Regions from separate parts of the Homo sapiens genome. Here region 2 is linked to region 1. A link is a loop called in an ENCODE intact Hi-C map of the cell type or tissue named here. Cell type or tissue: PC-3. All regions are shown on one strand. Links, peaks and the distances in the headings refer to the core of each region. The heading gives the core; the rest is flanking DNA. Region 1 overlaps FUT8 (fucosyltransferase 8). Region 2 overlaps FUT8 (fucosyltransferase 8).

The links. Peaks named below come from ENCODE experiments on the same cell type or tissue, not always from the same donor. Only the 100,000 strongest peaks of a DNase experiment are listed, where the experiment ranks them.
Region 2: it touches region 1 in a loop (2.5-fold over the local background); 6 of 110 quality-filtered maps call a loop at or near these places.

The regions. Positions count from the first base shown.
Region 1 is chr14:65,474,506-65,484,149 of GRCh38, reverse strand. All of the region lies in intron 2 of FUT8 (fucosyltransferase 8), which reads right to left. Among named protein-coding and RNA genes, the nearest start is that of MIR625, 8.2 kb to the right of the region's middle. In PC-3, for the core only: no CTCF peak of the experiment used is centred there; no DNase peak of the experiment used is centred there.
Region 2 is chr14:65,421,135-65,430,778 of GRCh38, reverse strand. The region is part of intron 1 of FUT8 (fucosyltransferase 8); the gene reads right to left. Among named protein-coding and RNA genes, the nearest start is that of FUT8, 13 kb to the right of the region's middle. RefSeq lists an enhancer at 4,725-4,794 and a silencer at 5,282-5,482. In PC-3, for the core only: no CTCF peak of the experiment used is centred there; DNase peaks (open chromatin) are centred at 4,678 and 6,048; H3K4me3 peaks cover 1,466 bases; H3K27ac peaks cover 2,936 bases.

The DNA of each region.
Region 1 (9,644 bases), core at 438-8,437:
ATGTAATCTACAAAAAAAGCTACCAGAATGAGTACAGCAGGTTTTCAGGATACAATGCCACTATACAAAAATCAATTGCATTCTTATACATTAGTAATGAACAATTAAAAATTGTATGTTATTGGCCGGGTGTGGTGGCTCACGCCTTTAATCCCAGCACTTTGGGAGGCCGAGGAGGGCAGATACTTGAGGTCAGGAGTTCGAGACCAGCCTGGCCAAGATGGTGAAATCCCATCCCTATTAAAAATACAAAAATTAGCTGGGTGTGGTAGCTGAGCAATCTCAGCTACTCAGGAGGCTGAGTCAGAAGAATCACTTGAAACCAGAAGGTGAAGGTTGCAGTGAGCTGATATCATGCCACCACACTCCAGCCTGGGTGACAGTTACTGACCACACTTGGCCAATAACTCTGTCTCAAAAAAAAAAAATTGATATGTTATTTAAATATTTATAAAAGCATCAAAAAATATAAAATACTTAAAGATCAACCTAATAAAATATGGGTAAGATCAGTACATTGAAAACAATAAAATACTGCTGAAAGAAATTAAACATCCAAATAAATGGAGACATTTTATTCATGAGTCAGAAGACTTGATATCGTTAAGATGTCAACTGTCCCTCAAATTCATCTATAGATTCGATGCAATTCCAATCAAATATTTACATACTGTTTCTTAAATTCATATGGAAATGTAAAGCCATTCCGGAGAGAAAAGCCACACAGTAATTTGAAAAGTGAAAGCTTAATAAAAAGGATCACTAACTATTTAACATGGGGTTGGAGAAACAGCTAATTAACTAATGAGAAATAAAGAGAACTCTTAAGAGTAGCCAATGCTCCCTAGGCTGACACAGAACACCAAGGCAAGAGCTTCCTCCGACCCTAAACCATCCCAGGGCTGAGATCCAGACCTTGTTGGAGAGAACACAGTCCTCTCACTGAATAGCACGGAAGTTGCTGTAGTGCTGCACCAGCAGAACTTACTGGAAGTCTACCTTGTGGAACTTGCCAGAAATCCATTCTTTAGGGTGCTAGTAAAATCTCTTCACACAGAAGTGTCCCACCAAAGATACTCTGTTACAAATCCAACTGAGGGGGAAGTAAAAGAAGTTGCTGGCCTCGGGTCACTGGTTGCTGGGTATTGCTGCCCTCTGAGCACTGCAGAAGCCTGATAATGGTGAAAACATGCATCCTACAGAAACTGTAGAGTGGGAAAGCCAATGTGGGTTGACACTGGAGAAGCTGAGTGTGTTGCTACAGTCCACTAAGCAAGTACACAGAAACGAACAAGCAAAACTTCTCTGCAGTGTTTCTCCAGCACTCTGTACTGGCAAAACTTAACATTGTCAGCTGACAAAAGAAAAATATTTAAAGGGCCTGATCTATTTTCACAGAGCAGGCAAAAAGGATGCATTTGGAGCTGAGAGGCAACAGATTGGTAACCAGCACAATAGCCAAAATTGCTCTGAAAAGGAACAAGCAGTTGTATGGGTTAACGTGACCCGATTTCATGACTTATAAAGCCATAATAGTCAGCATGGTAGTGGCATCAAGAAAGACAAAGAAATCACAGCACAGAAACAATATCCTGGAGTTGTGATCCATTTAGAAATTGATTTTCACAAAGGCTTAATTGGAAAAGTTGGCTTTATGTCTATCCTGAGCTACTGTTTAGTTGGTTATAGAGCAAAATTACATTCAGCTTCTTCTTGTCATGTAAGAGGAATTTGGAGGGTGTTGCTTAAAATTTTATTCCACCTGTACATTTGTCACTTTAAAATTAAAACTGAGCTGGTATGAGAGACAAAAAAAAAAGAAAGACAAAGAGGTCAGTGGAACAAAATAAGAGTCAGAAATAAACCCACGCGTATACAGTCAAATGATTTTTGACAAAAATCAAAAGGACACAAACCACTTCAGTAAATGATGCTGAAATAACTGCATGTCTCTACCCCCCAAAAAAGAATTTCTATCCAATTTTTATCCCATATAAAAAAATTAACTCAAAATGCATCATAGGTCTAAATACAAAACCATAAAACTTCCAGGAGAGAACTTCTATGCCCTTGGATTAGGCAAATATATCTTAGATACATAAACAAAAATAGAATCCATATGAGAACAAACTGATAGATAAACACAATCCATATGAGAACAAACAAATTTCATCATAATTTAAAATGTGTGCTCTTCAAAAGACACTATTAAGAGAAAGAAAAGACAAGCAACAGTCCAGGAAAAATACATCTGCGAAGCACGTATCTTATAAACAACTTTGATCAAGAATATAAACCGCTCTCAAAACTCAATAATAAGAAAACAAACAACCCAATTTAAATAATGGCCAAAATATTTGAACAGATATTTTACCAAAGAAAATATACAAAGGATAAATAAACACAGGAATGGACAGCCCCTGCCCAAAAGTATATACTAGAAGTTCCATTTTAAAAAAAAACTTTAGAAAAGGCACTAAATTTATAGTGACCAAAAGCAATTCAGGATTTTCCTGGAGACAAGGAAGGATGGGTAGTAGTGGGGGAAAAGATTACAAGGGGGCAAGAAGAAATCTGTGGAGGTAATGAGTATGGATTCACAGATGTATACATATGTCAAAACTAATCAAATTGTTCATTTCAGATGTGTGCAGTATTTTTTATGCCAATCACACCTCAGCAAAGCTGTTTTAAAAAAAAATCACACTCCATTAACCCACTAGAATACAAACTATAAGGAAATCGATCAGAAAAAAAAAAGTATATGTTACGGAATTATAAATCACTTAAAAAGGAGTTCACGTGATTAGCATCTTTAAAAAGTATCCCTAAAACTCAACAACAAAAAATCTGACTCAACAGTGGGCAAAGGACTTAAATAGGTATTTCTCCAAAGAAAATATGCAAATGAACAGTAAGCATAAGAAAAGATGCTCAACATCACTTATCATTTCAAAAATGCAAATCAAAACCACAATGAGATACCACTTCACACCCATTAAGATGATGATGATTATAAAAAAAAACCAGCAGAAAATAAGTGTTGGTAAGAATGTGCTGAAATTAGAACCCTGTGCAGTGCTGATGGAAATGTAAAATGGTGTAGCCACTGTGGAAAACAGTATGATGTCTCCTCAAAAAATTGAAAAAAGAATTAAAGAGGCTGAAAACGATGGTCATGCCTATAATTCTAGCACTTTGGGAGGCCAAGGCAGGCAGATCACTTGAGGTTAGCAGTTCGAGACCAGCCTAGCCAACATGGTGAAACCCCATCTCTACTAAAAATACAAAAAAAAATTAGCCAGTGTGGTGGTACACGCCTGTAGTCCCAGCTACTTGGAAGGCTGAGGTAGGAGAATCATTTGAACCCAGAAGGCAGTGGTTGCAGTGAGCCGAGATAGTACCACTACGCTCCAGCCTGAGTGAGTGAGACTCCATTTAAAAAAAAAAAATAGAATTACAGTATGATACCAGTGATTCCACTTCTGGATACATACCCAGAAGAATCAAAAGTGGTGTCTGAAAAAGTTATTTGTGCCAGGCACCGTGGCTGACACCTGTAATCCCAATACTTTGGGAGGCCAAGGTAGGCAGATCCCTTGAGCCCAGGAGATTGAAACCAGCCTGGGCAACATGATGAAACCTGTCTCTACAAAAAATACAAAAATTAGCTGGGCATGATGGAGTGTACCTGTAGTTCCAGCTACTCTGGTGGCTGAGGTGGGAGGATCACCTAAGCCTGGGGAGGTTGAGGCTGCAGTGAGCTATTAAGATGTTCATGCCACTGCACTCCAGCCTGGGTGACAGAGTGAGACCCTGTCTTTAAAAAAAAAAAAAAAAAAAAAAAAAATCACAGTTCATTTCTGCAGTTTGCAACAGTTTTACTACTACCAAGATGGATGTTATCATAATGATGGGATAGAAAGGGCCGATTCAGATAAAAAAGCAATCAGTCAATAAGCACTTCTAAAGCTCCTAATTAGGGCCAGATACTATGAGGCACTAGGGACACAAAGATAAAGAATCCCTATTATTAAGGGATTTCTGTTCTAATCACATTTACCCATAGTCAAGAAATCCAAACATGTGGTCATTAATGGCATCATTTCAAACTGATTCCAATGCCACCCAGAACCAATCATAGTAAGAAGTTTCCAAAGGATAGCAGCAAAATATTTGGTTTCTTCATGTAAGAAAATTTTAAATCCAATTCCCCCATTCTCAAACTGAAAAGAACCATTTCTCAAAGATAACATTAATGAGACAATAGATAAAAAATATGAATTAAAAAAACCTTGCAGATCTATGATACATTTAACATCTTGCTCATGTTTGCAACAGGCATAGTAATCAAAATTACCCCACCTTTCTGGACACCAATTCTTGTTTTTAGTCCTTATCTTCTAGCCCCATAATTCAACTTATTGCTGGTCAAAATAGAATCTTCATATGTGGAAGAACAGAGATCAAAAACAAGCAAAGAAGGAAAAACAGGAGGGGAGGGGGATAGAAGGGGAAGAAAGAGGGAGAGCAGGGGAAAGGGAGGACAGGACGGGAGAAAGTGGAAGTAGGAGAAGGAGAAAGGAAAGAAGAAAGGGAAGGAGGGAGGAAGAAATGCAGACATCAGTAAATTATGGAAAATGCTGAATCTCACTCATAATCAAAGAGATCCCAACAAACTAAGAGATCCTTTCCACCAACTGAGAAATACTAAAAGCTCAAGAATACCCAGTGTTAGAGAAAATGTGAAGAAAGGTAACCGTGTAAATTGGTACAACCTTTCTGCAGGGGATTTGTTTCTATGAATCAACAACCTAAAAAATAATTAAATCATTTGGGCCAACCATTCTATCTGAAGGAGTTAATGTTAAGGAAAAAGTAGATTAAATTGTTTGCATACATTTACATACATGTATGGATATAGACGCCATGTATTAATATATGCCATAGACATCTGTAGTTTTTTCAAAGCTTCTCACAGAATTCTTATGATAATCTACTTTTGGAACCATGTCCCAGGGAATGAATGTATGTATTGAAGGAACTAACATTTAGTTAGCAACTTTTGTGAGCCTGGCATTATACTGACACATACATCATCTTGTCTAACCAAAACACATTAAAAGCTAAAGGGGATGTTTTAAAAAGTATTCCTAAAATACTGATAACCAAAGCCTAACAGGGAATTTTCACTGTTATATTCATACAATCAATTAACAGAATTTATGTTCCTTTGTTGTTTAAAGCAAAAACAGACAAAAGAGTTTATCTGTGCAAAGAATGATTCATCAATTAGGCAGCACTCTGAACCATAAAAGGTTTGAAGAGCTTCATTCACAGCAGTGTGGGCTGTAAGCTTTATAGGCTGAACACGGAAGACAAAGAAAACATATCTCATTGGTCAGAGTGGAAAGACACTAGTTAGAGATTACTTAGGTGGTTTCTAGTTGGCAAAATATCTAGTTTCCTTTTACTTTCTAAGTTGGGCTTTGGTTTGCTTAGACAGGAACTTAAACAGCTAGAGCCACCCAGCCTAGTAGCCTCCCAACTAAAAATTTAACACTGCAAAGACAATTTCTAGTTACCATCTCAAAATTTCCCATTAATTTCTCTCACAAAAATAGGAGCTATCCCCAAATTAGAAAAAAAAATCACACTTAAGAATTCAGAATATCAAGTAAAAACTAATGGGAATAGGGAGTTTTTCCTATTGGGGATATTTGTGTTATACTTACCAGTTGAGCATCTCAAATCCACAAATCCAAAATGCTCCAGTGAGCATTTCTTCAGAGTGTCACGTCGGTTTCAGATTTTGGAACGTTTTGGATTTCAGATTTGGGATGCCTGACCTGTATATATAGGGTTCAGTACTATCCATGGTTTCAGGTATCCACTGGGGGGCCTTGGGGACTCCTGTGTATCAAATTCCCTCAAGTCAGCAACTCAGAACCTAAAGAACAAGAATACTATTGTTCTCAAAACCTCAAAGATAGATACTATCTGGGGTAGAGGGGGGAACGCTCTCTTTAAAGAAGAGTATGTCCAAGAAGAAAGACAAAGAAAAATCAATTAAATGACTATAATGGAGTTTACTTAGAGGGCTCTCAACATTTTACAGACCTGGTTCTAGAAGCTAGAATCTTCTGATTAAAGAGTTTATAACAGATACAATCTAGACTTGGCTATATTAGTTTCTGACTTTTCTGCTGCCTTCACTGATGCCTCGTAACGTTTAAACCATGATGCTTTTTACACCTAGAACTCCTTTGAGGGGGGTAAAAAAAAAAAAAGACATCACAAACCCTTAGTCATCTTTCCCTACAATTTGGTTCTATAGTTCAGATTCCTCTGACTTGACACCAAATGAGACAAACTTACCCAGGCTAGAAGATATGAGAAAAGTTCTCTCATCAACTCTTGCTATATGATTTGCTCTTAGGCAAATCTAACCCGTGCCAGAATTTAGAAGCTGACCAACAGCTTATTTCCTCTGTACTACTGTTTAACAATATTAGGGTTTTTCAAAAAAAAAATTAGCAAAGCTGTAGTCACTTGATTAGCTGCAGGTCAGATAGACACACCCAGAACAGGTCATCCTATAGGAAATCTCCTCTATATAGAAATATCTGTATAAAAATAGAATTGACTGACTTAGGTATTTTGCTAAAGTTTAAACAATGCAAAAATATATGCTCAATGAATAAATGACTAATCAAAAAGGTGCTCCTGAGCATCTAGTCTTAGCTCAAGGTGGCCCCAAGGTATTCATAGTCTCCAACAACTATATGTTTGAAGTCAGAGACCTAGGGAACTCTTATTTAGTTAACAATAGTAATAATTAACATTTATTGAGCCATTACTTCATGCCAGGAACTGTGCTAAAGACTCTGCATTTTTTATCCATATTTTACAGATGTGGAAAATTAGCATCGAAGTTACTATTCAAGGTTGCACAGATCTTAAGTGACCAAGTCAGGAGTCAGACCACACACCTGCTTTACTCCACAGCTTATGTGCTCTCTAGGGCAATTCCAGAATTCAAACAAACACCCTGATGGCCATAACTGTCCACAGAAATACTCAGAATCTTCAAGAGTGCCAAAAAAGCTTATATTTAAGTAGAGAAAAACTTTACATTTAGGTTGACTTACATTTGGAATAAATCTAATTCTAAAAATTCAATCATCCAGTATATAATTTACAGTGAAAATTTCCTAATGGTAGCTTAGAAGTTGCTGAAGTTTATGCATAAAGAATTAAGGGATAAAGATATTTAGAAGAGCTTAGTCCCATATAATGTATTCAGACCAGAGCCATTTCTGAAATGAGTAAGGTTCCAAGATCTCAGTATTACTGGGCAGAGACTTCCACTATCAGATCTATTTCTATGCTTGAGCCCAGAAGTTTAGAGATTGCAGTGAGCTATGATAGCGCCACTGTACTCCAGCCTGGGAGACCTACAGCAAAACCCTGTCGCCAAAAAAAAAAAAAAAAAAAAAAAAAAAAAAAAAATCTACTTCTTTAACTCTACCACTTGAACAAAGAATTCAAGGATCCTCTCCTTTGTGAGACCTTTCCTGACCCTCTAGACACAATTCATTACTCCTTTCTGTGTGCTACTACTGACTTTTACACCTACTTCAGTTGTACTTAACACACTAAGCAAAATTGAGTTTCACACAGCTCAAAACATTTCACACATTAACAGACTGACATCCTCACACTAACTTCAGAACATCAAATTCAATCTTTTAGATATCACCTTATTAACAATGATTTTGAGTTACTGCATGAAGCTTTGTCATTGCACAATGCTAGGAAATTGGAAGAAGAGGTATGAAGCCAGGCCTCCCTGAAGTTTAGGGGGACATGACACTATCCTGATCTATGATGAAAAAATAATAATTCTTCCTACCCCATCCTCCAGTCCTGCTCTGGACAAACCACTAGTCACATATACTTGGCAGCTGGGAGAGGGAAAAAGATGAGAGTGAAGGAGTAATTGGAGTTGTAGTTCTAATATCCTATAGTGTAGGTGCTCTCTTATCTCATCTCTTACCCTTGACTTATCACCAAGTCTCTGATTTCTCTCTTGGGACTGTGCAGGCCTACAAGTATTGCTGGGTTCTAAGCAGAAATCCTAGGTGATCAAACAACTAAAAGGCACCCATTAAGCACCAAGCTCTTACTACCACAGCAGGGTGAGAAAGACCCTTTCCCTCTCAACTTCCTATACCTACAATCCCAGTAGCAGGCCTCAAATTCCAGAGGTTGCCACCTCACCCCCTACAAGGAGGTTGGGCCCAAGACTGATTTCCTCAGCCCCAAATATGCCTAGAAATCCCATCCTTACACTTTTTGCCCCCCAAGACAAGGTCTCACTCTGTTGCGGAGGCTGGATTGCAGTGGCTCTACCATATAGAGCCTGAGCTCTATATGGTAGAGCTCAGCCTCACTGCAGCCTCACTGCAGCCTCAAATACCTGAGCTCAAGCGATCCTCTGCCTCAGCCTCCTAAGTACCTAGGACTACATGCACACACCACCATGCTTGGCTAATTTTTTTAAATTTTTTGGTAGAGACAGGGTCTCACTATGTTGCCCAGGCTGGTCTCAAAATCCTGGCCTCAAGCAATGCTCTGCCTCTACCTTCAAAAGTGCTGGGATTACAGGCATCATCCTGACACTTTTAATGTTATGCAGCAACTAAGATTTCTAATTCCAAAGGAGATAACATGCCCAGGAACTAGAATTGAGTATTTTATAATAATAAATTTTAGCTCTGTGAAATGACTCTCCATACAAACACCCAAATACCTCCTACGCCTATGACATGTGGAATTTTTATTTTCAATCACATTTTGGGAGACATGTTATTATAGAGGAAATCAGGGGACTTCCTGTACTGTAATTATTAACTTATATTTCTAGTTGACCTTCTAAATTGTCAGTTTCCTAAAGGCAGGGTCGTTATCATTTTGTATTCCAAATTCATAGTAGTTGTTAACTACGCTTGTTGAGGAAAAAGCGAGACAAGATTGGGGGAAAGACTGGGAACAAGATACAAAGAAATATGAGATCATCCTTGTATGCATAACTTTAGATTCCATACTAGTAGATATTCTCAAGTGATATTTACTTTCCCAAAAAAATCCTGTCTTCCAGCCAGGTGCGGTGGCTCACACCTATAATCCCAACACTTTGGAAGGCCGAGGCAGGAGGACTGCTTGAGCTCAGAAGTTCCAGACCAGCCTGGCAATACAGCAAAATAAAAATAAACAATAAATCTTATCTTCCCTGAACAAATCCACAAAAATGAAGGATGAATATCAGTTGAGAAATTTCACTACTTTTACAATAAAATGAACTGTGTAGTATTTTCTTCTCTCAGGCTCACCAAGGTATTAGGAGAAAGATGGTTATTTTTCAATCTTGGCAAATAACTTGAAGATGACAAGAGTAAAAAAGCCACATGGATTTATAAAATCTCTAAGAAATAATAAGGCTAGAAGATTAGGTACAACAGAAGATCTTTTTTAATTTTTTATTTATTTATTTATTTTTGAGACAGAGTTTTGCTCTTAGAGTGCAGTGGCACAATCTCGGCTCACTGCAACCTCTGCCTCCCAGGTTCAAGCGATTCGCC
Region 2 (9,644 bases), core at 880-8,879, 54 kb after region 1:
TTTTCCATTGTAAATTACCCCATCTATTCTTTGCTATGTTACAAAACTTTTAATTATTCTTCCTGCTTTAATGTGGTTCTAGTCTTGCTCTCATGCTCTGTACAAATATCAAAGTAGTATTTGATTACACAAGAAATCCTTAATGTCTATTTTCTTAAAGACAAGTATTCAAGAGAACTATATAAAGAAAAGGAATTCTAAACCTAGAAATGGCTATATCTTCTGACGGCTGCTCATTTACTATTATGACTAAAAATAAAAATTCCCCAGGAAAATATGAACGATGATCTTTAATATTTTGAAGCTTCAGAACAGAAAAAGTGTCTCTTTTCATTTACATTGACATTTTTCCAATTACACAACTCATATTTCAGTATTTTATATGTATTAAAAATTCAGTGGGACTTTTAAAATAAATATGGCATAACACATTTTCAAAAGAACATTCTTGGCTGGTGCAATGGCTTACCCCTGTAATCCCAACATTTTGGGTGGCCGAGGTGGGCAGGTCGCTTGAGCTCAGAGTTCGAGACCAGCCTGGGCAACACAGAGAAACCCTGTCTCTACAAAAAATATCAAAAACAAAAAAAAATTAGCTGGGCGTGGTGGTATGTGTCTACAGTCCCAGCTACTCAGGAGGCTGAGCTGGGAGGATAGATTCTGCCCCAGGGGTCGAGGCTGCAGTAAGCCATGAAAGCACTACAGCACTACAGCCTGGGCAACAGAGTGATACCCTGTCTCAAAAAAAAAAACAAAAACAAAAAAAGATTCTTGCAATAAGAACAGTCACCTCAGAGAGTTCTACATTTATTTCCATAACGCTGACACTGACATTTCATAAAAAGCTTTGGGATTCAACTTTTGTAGCTGCTTTAAAGTCTCTTGTAAGTCTTTTTTTTTTTTTTTTTTTTTTTTTTGAGACAGTCTCACTCTACTATCCAGGCTGGAGCGCAGTGGTACAATCTCAGCTTACCGGCAGCCTTGACCTCCCGTGCTCAAGTGATCCTCCCAACTCAGCCTCACAAATGGCTGGGCCTACAGGCACACACCACCACACCCGGCTGATTTTTTAATTATTTGTAAAGATGGGGTATCACCATGTTGCCCAGGCTGATCTCAAATTCCTGGGCTCAAGCAATCCTCCCATCTCAGCCTCCAAAATGCTGTGATTACAGGCATGAGGCACCATGCCTGGCCTGCTTTAAAGTCTTAATATAATGTTTATAATATTGTCAGAGTGACAAATCTTCATAAAATAAACATAGTTTTGATTTGGAGATATTTGTTATCAAAAAGTGGTTTACCTACATTGGAAATGCTACTTTTGAACAAAAAGTGTGACTCTAAAACATGAAACAAATTTTCTTACGCCGCTGTAATGACACCATCATTAAAATACATTTATAGCTACATTCCCCTCCTCCAGTGTCTGCTCTGTGGGTTATCACTCATATGCTCTAGTATGTTGGGTAAAAATAAAGTTCAATCATTTAATAGCCATACTTCCTACTACTGTAGGTAAAATAACAAGCCCTGAAGGTTTCTAAAAGTCAAATTATTGATTATTTGAAAGCAGTTACAACACTGATTTTTAAATTTAGGCAGCTGTGATTCAATTCTCTTTTTTTATACTATACTGAAAATGAACATTACTCTTTTAGCATATACCTGACACCAGCCTACTCAGTCAATTGTCTACTCCTGTTACAAACACACACATATACACATGTACACTATTTTTTAAATCCCCCATACATGTATTGTTTTCCTAGTTTATAACCTGAATGTTACCTGTCAGCTTTGCCTCTAGGACAACCTTCCCAATGATAGTCATGCACTTTCCTTCGTTCTTCTTGAAAAACTATCTAACCCCACTTGACTACCTTGAGTGCAGCTTGGCACAAACTTCACTGAAATTGTTCCAACCCACTTTCTACTCCCAAAACAAAAAACTAAAACAGCATATAGTCTTGTACTTCTCTTCATAACAAGTTTCAATCACTTTTGAAGCTCTACCTCACAGAATTATTCAACTATGGCTTTGTTCTCGTCAAAAATCTTTATTAACTCAGCATTTAAGATTATCCCCATCCTCAGAGTTGTATGTGTGAACTAAGAAATGCCCAAGAAAATGTTTAATCACCCATCTTGATTCTTCCAGACAATTCCAAATTTGTTCATTGCTGAATCATCCATTAGACCATGTCTTAGTCCGTTTGGGGTGCTATAACAAAATACCTTAGACTGGGTAACTTATAAATGACAGAAATTTATTGCTTACAGTTCTGGAGGCTAGGAAGTGCAAGATCAAGGTTTGGTGTCTGGTGATGGCAGAAAGTGGGGGTTCAAGCTCCCTCAGGCCTCTTTAATAGTAAAGACACTAATCCCATTCCTGAGAGCTCTGCGCTCATGACGTAGGTACCTCCCAAAGGCCCCACCTCTTAAAACCATCAAAGTGAAGGTTAGGTCTCAACGTAAGAATTCTGAAGAGACATTCAGACCATAGCTGACATAAGCCTCATTTTTTTGATCCAGAAAAAGACACACACACACACAGTGGCTACATTTAAGAGGAAGAGTTAATGTACCTTTTAAGAAAAGGTCAGTGAATGTCTACCCAGCTGTGAAAAGTGGGATATAAGAAAGTCAAAATAATTCATTTTATGGAAGAAAAAGCAGAGGCCGAGAGGGGACAAGTGGTTAACCATGTTTATATATTTGGTGGCACACACTACTAGTATCCAAGTCTCCTGATTCCAAGTTCAAAGCTTTTGTACTTTATCCATTCATTCCCATTACTAAACAGAATCATGCTAAATGAAAGGAGGAGTACACAAAAGACTACACTATTGTATGATTCCATTAATATTAAAAATCAAGAAATGGCAAAACCATGGAGACAAAAAGCAGATCAGTGGTTGCCTGGAGCTGGGGATAGGCACAGGGAGTGACTGCAAATGGACAAGAATGGGTTTTTTGGAAGATGAAAGTTTTCTAAAACTGGATTGTGATAATTGTTGCACAACTATATAAATTTACTAGAACTTGAACTATGAATGTTATGGTATATAAATTATACCTTAATAATGCTATTTTTAAAATTACTAAGAAGGAATTCGGTATATAAGGAACTCAACTCAATAGCAAGAAAACAAATAATGCAATTAAAAAATGGGCTACAGACCTAAATAGACATTTCTCAAAAGAAGACATATAAATGGCCAATTGGTATATGAAAAAATACTGATGAACCATCACAAAAATGCAAATCAAAACCACAATTCTGTATCACCTCACGCCTGTTAGAATGGCTATTCACATAAAGACAAAAGATGAGGATGTGGAGAAAAGGGAATCTTGTACACTGTTGGTGGGAATGTAAATTGAGACAGCCATTATAAAAGAACAGTGTGGAGGTTCCTCAAAATATTAAAAATAGAACTACCATATGCTCCACCAATTCCACTTATGGGTATACATCCAAAGGAAATGAAATCAGTATGTCAAGGAGGTATCTGCACTCCAATGTTCATGAAAGCATTATTCATATAGCTAAGATATGGAGTCAACGTAAGCGTCCACCAATGGATAAACGGGTAAAGAAAATGTGTTATGTAGGCCAGGCGCGGTGGTTCACGCCTGTAATCCCAGCACTTCAGGAGGCCAAGGCGGGCGGATCACGAGGTCAGGAGATTGAGATCATCCTGGCTAACATGGTGAAACCCTGTTTCTACTAAAAATACAAAAACAAAATTAGCCGGGCATGGTAGCGGGCACCTGTAGTCCCAGCTACTAGGGAGGCTGAGGCAAGAGAATGGCCTGAACCCGGGAGGCAGAGCTTACAGTGAGCCAAGATCACACCACTGCACTCCAGCCTGGGCGACAAAGAGAGACTCCGTCTCAAAAAAAAAGAAAGAAAATGTGTTATGTGTGCATGTGTGTGTGCATGCTCACACACACAGGATTCATATTCAGCTTTTAAAAAGTAAGACAATCCTGTTGGAGTTTAAATACGCCATTCTGACATATTGACTATTTTGAGTCAAAGGCACTTGAAAAACAGCAGGTGTAAGAAGAGCGCTCTGACCTTTCTTCTATTTCTTAAAAGCAGATGAAATTCCCATGTGAATGATGTCCTCCTTAAACTAAAAGGAAAGCAACATTTTTATCATCAAGGACGGGATATGGAGACAAAGAGAATTCCATACAGACTTTGTTAAAATAACTTCTATCCTTTAAGCCTCCCCATATAATCCAGTTTATTTTTCACAAGTTATTATCCTTTGTCCAATTCAGTATGTAAGTATTCAATTCTAACTGTATCTTTGGGTCTGTTTCCTTATGAGGGCTCCTGTGCCACATAAAACTTGTATTGAATAAATTTGTGTGCTTTTCTCCTGATAATCTATCTTATGGTAATTTGTGAGGCCAAGCAAAAAAAAAAAAAAAACTTTAAAAAGGTGGAGGTAAAGTTTGCCTCCCCTTTACACTGTTATCTGCAAATAACATGGATGAACCCGAAGGACATTAGGCTAAGTAAAATAGGACTGGCAGAAAAAGACAAATACACGTACTACATGATCTTACTTATATATGGAATCTAAAAAAGGTGAACTCATAGAAGCAGAGAACAGAATGGTGGTTGCCAAGGGCTGGGGTGAGGAGGAAATGGGGAGATGTTGGCCAAAGGGTTATTCAGGATGAGTAAGTTCGAGAGATCTAACGTACAGCATGGTGACCACAGTTAATAATATTTATTGTACACACTAAATGTGCTAAGAAAGTAGATTTTTTTTTTTTTTGAGACAGAGTCTTGCACTGTCACCCAGGCTGGAGTGCAGTGGCGTGATCTCAGCTCACTGCAACCTCCGTCTTTCAGGTTCAAGCAATTCTCCTGCCTCAGACTCCCAAATACCTAGGATTACAGGGGCCCGCCACCACACCCAGCTAATTTTTTGTATTCTTAATAGAGATGGGGTTTCATTATGTTGGCCAGGCTGGTCTCAAACTCCTGACCTCATGATCCGCCTGCCTCAACCTCCCAAAGTGTTGGGATTACAGGCATGAGCCACTGCTCCCAGCCAGAAAGGAGATTTTAAATGTTCTCACCACACAAACACACAAAAATAACTATGTGAGGTGACGGATGTGTTAATTAGCATGATTGTGGTAAACATTTCACAATCTACACATATACCAAAACATCAAGTTGTACACCTTAAATATATACAATTTTTATTTGCCAATTATACCTCAATAAAACCAGGGGGAAAAAGAACATTTCATGTTTAAAAAAAAAAAAAAAAAAAACGGCCAGGCATGGTGGCTCATACCTGTAATCCCAGCACTTTGGGAGGGCGAGGCGGGTGGATCACCTAAGGTCGTGAGTTCTAGACTAGCCTGACTAACATGGAGAAACCCTGTCTCTACTAAAAATACAAAAAAATTAGCTGGGTGTGGTGGTGCATGCCTTTAATCCCAGCTACTTGGGAGGCTGAGGCAGGAGAATCGCTTGAACCCAGGAGGTGGAGGTTGTGGTGAGCCGAGTTCGTGCCATTGCACTCCAGCCTGGGCAACAAGAGTGAAACTCCGTCTCAAAAAAAAAAAAAGAAACTCCATTTTTTTTCTAATTGTTTTTAGCTTTAAACTCTTAGAGCTCTCAGGGCTTAAAACTTGAACAACACAGGTTTGAATTTTGAGGGTCCACTCATATGCTAATGTTTTTCAATAAATATGTTGATAAATTTGGGGGAGGTTTGTGACAATTTGAAAATATTCATAGACAACCATATAACCTAGAAATATCAAAAAAGTAGGCCATGTGCAGTGGCTCACACCTGTAATCCCAGCACTTTGGGAGGTCAAGGCAGGAGGATCATGAGCACTGGAGTTCAAAACCACCCTGGACAAGGGCAACATGGCAAAACCCTGTCTCTACAAAAAACACAAAAATGAGCCAGGCATGGTAGCATGCACCTGCAGTCCCAGCTACTTGGGAGGCTGAAATGGGAGAATCGCTTGAGTCAGAAGGCAGAGGTTGCAGTGAGCTATGATTGAATCATGACATTCCAGCCTGAGTGACAGAGTGAGACCCTGGGTCAAAAAAAGAAAAAGACGGGAGGCTGAGGTAGGAGAATCACCTGAACACCAGAGGTGGACGTTGCAGTGAGCCGAGATCGTGCCACTGCATTCCAGCCTGGGTGACAGAATGAGACTTCATCAAAAAAAAAAAAAAAAAAGAAAAGAAAAGAAAAATAGAAAGTAAGAGGTATGTCATGAGTGCTTAAAATATATGTAGATACTAGTCTATTTTATCATTTACTACTACAAATATATACAAATCTATTATAAAAAGTTAAAAATTGTCACAACTTATACCACACACTTAGCCACACATGGTGGCATTTGACACTGAGAGAAACCCTGTCTCAAAAGAGTAAAGATGCAGTATTAAATCATAACTACATAAATTTAACTGTACTACACCCTGTACTATTGAAATAATTTTGTAGCCACCTCCTGTTGTTAATGAGGTGAGCTCAAGAGTGAATATTTGCTTAAAGTACCATGTGACATTAATCATCTCCAAGCAAGCAGTTCATCTTTCCAATAAATTGTATATTCCAGTAAAAAGTGATCTCTCGCGGTTTCATTATGTTTAGTACGATACTATAAACCTCAAATGACACCTAAGTGCCACTAGTGATGCCGGAAGTGCTCCCAAGAAGCAGAGAAAAATCATGGCATTACAAGAAAAAGGTGAATTGCTTGATACGTACTGTAGATTGAGGTCTGCAGCTGCAGTTGCGTGCTACTTCAAAATAAATGAATCCAGCATAAGGGCCATTGTAAAAAAAGAATTCATGAAGCCATTGCTGAAGGCACACCAGCAGATGCAAAAATTGTGCACGTTTTGTGAAATAGTTTTTTATCTCATGTTGAAAATGTAGCTTTTATAGGGGTACAGGATTGCTATAAAGAAAGGCATCCCTATAAACTTTAATAAGTTTCAAGAAAAAGCAAAGTCATTATACAACTTAAAACAAATGGAAGGCGAAGGATCTAAAGCTGAAGAATATAATGCCAGCCACGGATGGCTTGATAATTTTAGAAAGAGTTTTGGCTTTAAAAACGTCACGATAACAGGAGAAGCAGCTTCTGCCAACCAAGAGGCAGCAGACGACTTTCCAGATGACATTAAGAAAATCATTCACTTAGGCCGGGCGCGGTGGCTCACGCCTGTAATCCCAGCACTTTGGGAGGCCGAGGCAGGCGGATCACGAGGTCAGGAGATCAAGACCATCCTGACTAACACTGTGAAACCCCAGTCTCTACTAAAAATACAAAAAATTAGCCTGGCGTAGTGATGGGTGCCTGTAGTCCCAGCTATTCAGGGGGCTGAGGCAGGAGAATGGCGTGAACCTGGGAGGCGGAGCTGGCAGTGAGCAGAGATTGCGCCACTGCACTCCAGCCTGGCCGACAGAGCCAGACTCCATCTCAAAAAAAAAAAAAAAAGAAAGAAAATCATTCACTTTGGGAGGCCGAGGTGGGCAGATCACAAGGTCAGGAGTTCGAGACCAGCCTGGCCGATATGGTGAAACCCCGTCTCTACAAAAAATACAAAAATTAGCCAGGCGTGGTGGTGTACACCTGTAGTCCCAGCTACTCAGGAGGCTGAGGCAGAAGAATCACTTGAACTCGGAAGGCGGAGGTTGCAGTGAGCCGAGATCGCGCCACTGCACTCCAGCCTGGGTGACAAAGCGAGACTCAGTCTCGAAAAAAAAAAAAAAAAAAGAAAGAAAGAAAGAAAATCACTGAGGAGGCCAGGTGCAGTGGCTCATCCCTGTAATCCCAGCACTTTGGGAAGATGAGGCAGGAGGATCGTTTGAGGCCAGGAGTTCAAGATCAGCCTGGGCCTGGGCAATACAGCGAGACCCTGCCTCTACAAAAAACATTTTTTTAATTAGCTGGGGGAAGGCATAATGGCTCACACCTGTAACCCCAGCACTCTGGAAGGCCCAGGTGGGAGGATCACCTAAGGCCAGGAGTTTAAGACCAGACTGGGCAACACAGTGAGACCCTGTCTCTACAAAAAAATAAAAAATATTTAAAAATTAGCCAGGCATAGTGGTGCACACTTGCATCCCAGCTATTCGGGAGGCTGAGGCAGGAGGACTGCCTAAGTCCAGGAGTTTGAGACTGCGGTGAGCTATGATCATGCCATTTGCATGTCAGCCTGGGCAATTGAGCAAGACCCTATCTCTTAAAAAAAAAAGAAATATGGAGAAAGAATATCCGCCTAAACAAGTTTTTAATATAGACAAAAGTGCCCTATTCTGGAAAACAATGCCATAAAAAACATTCATTAGTAAGGAAGAGAAAAAGCACCAGGATTAAAGGCAGGAAGGGATGGGCTAACTCTACTGTTTGGTGAAAATGCAGTGTGGTTTATGATCAGAACTGCCCTTATCTATAATGCTACAAACCCCCAAGCCTTGAAGGGAAAAGATAAACACCAGCTCCCAGTCTTTTGGTCATAGAACAAAAAAAGCCTGGGCAATGAGAACCCTTTTTCTGGATTGGTTCCATTGATGCTTTGTCCCTGAAGTCAGGAAGTATTTTGCCTGTAAGTTCTTTTATTATTGAACAATACCCCTGGCCACCCGGAACCCCATGAGTTCAACACCAAAGGTGCTGAAGTAGTCTACTTGCCCCCAAACAAAATGTCTCTAATTCAGCTTCTAAATCAGGGGGTCACGAGGATCACTGGACACAGTACACTACAGAAAGTACTGTCAACTCTATGAAAGAGAATGCCAATAAAGAAACCATCCTGAAAGTCTGGAAGGATTACACCACTGAAGAAGCCGTCGTTGTTATGGAAAAAGCCATGAAAGCCATCAAGCCTGAAACAATAAATTCCTGCTGGAGAAGACTGTGTCCAGATGTTGTGCATGACTTCACAGGATTTGCCACAGGGCCAATCAAGGAAATCACGAAAAAGACTGTGGATATGGCAAAAAAAAAAAAAGGGGGGGGTGGGTTAAAGGGTTTCAAGATACAAATCTTGGAGAAATTCAAGAAATAGACATCACACAAGAGGAATTTAAAAAGATGACTCGGTAAGTGCTTCCAATCCAGTACCAGGTAATGTAGAAGGAATGCAAGAAAACAAAATGACATCAGACGATATGGCAGAAGACTGTCTGATTGTTCAAGACTGCTTTTGACTCCTTCATGACATGGACCCTTCTCTGATATGGGCACTGAAACTAAAGCAAACGGTGGAAGAAGGATTGGTACCATATGGAAATGTTTTCAGAGAAATGAAAAAGCAAAAAAGGCAGAAGTATGACGTATTGCCATAAAGTTACACCATGTGTGCCTGCCTCTCACGCCTCCCCTTCCCCCTTCCACCTCTACCATGCTGAGACCAACAAGACGAATTCCTCCGCTTCCTTCTCCTCTCAGCCTACTCAATGTGGAGACAATGAGGATAAAGGCCTTTGTGATGATCCACTTCCACTTAATGAAGAGTAAATATATTCTCTCTTCCTTATGATTTTTTTTTTTTTTTTTTTTTTCCTGAGATGGAGTCCCGCTCTGTCGCCAGGCTGGAGGGCAGTGACACAACCTTGGCTCAC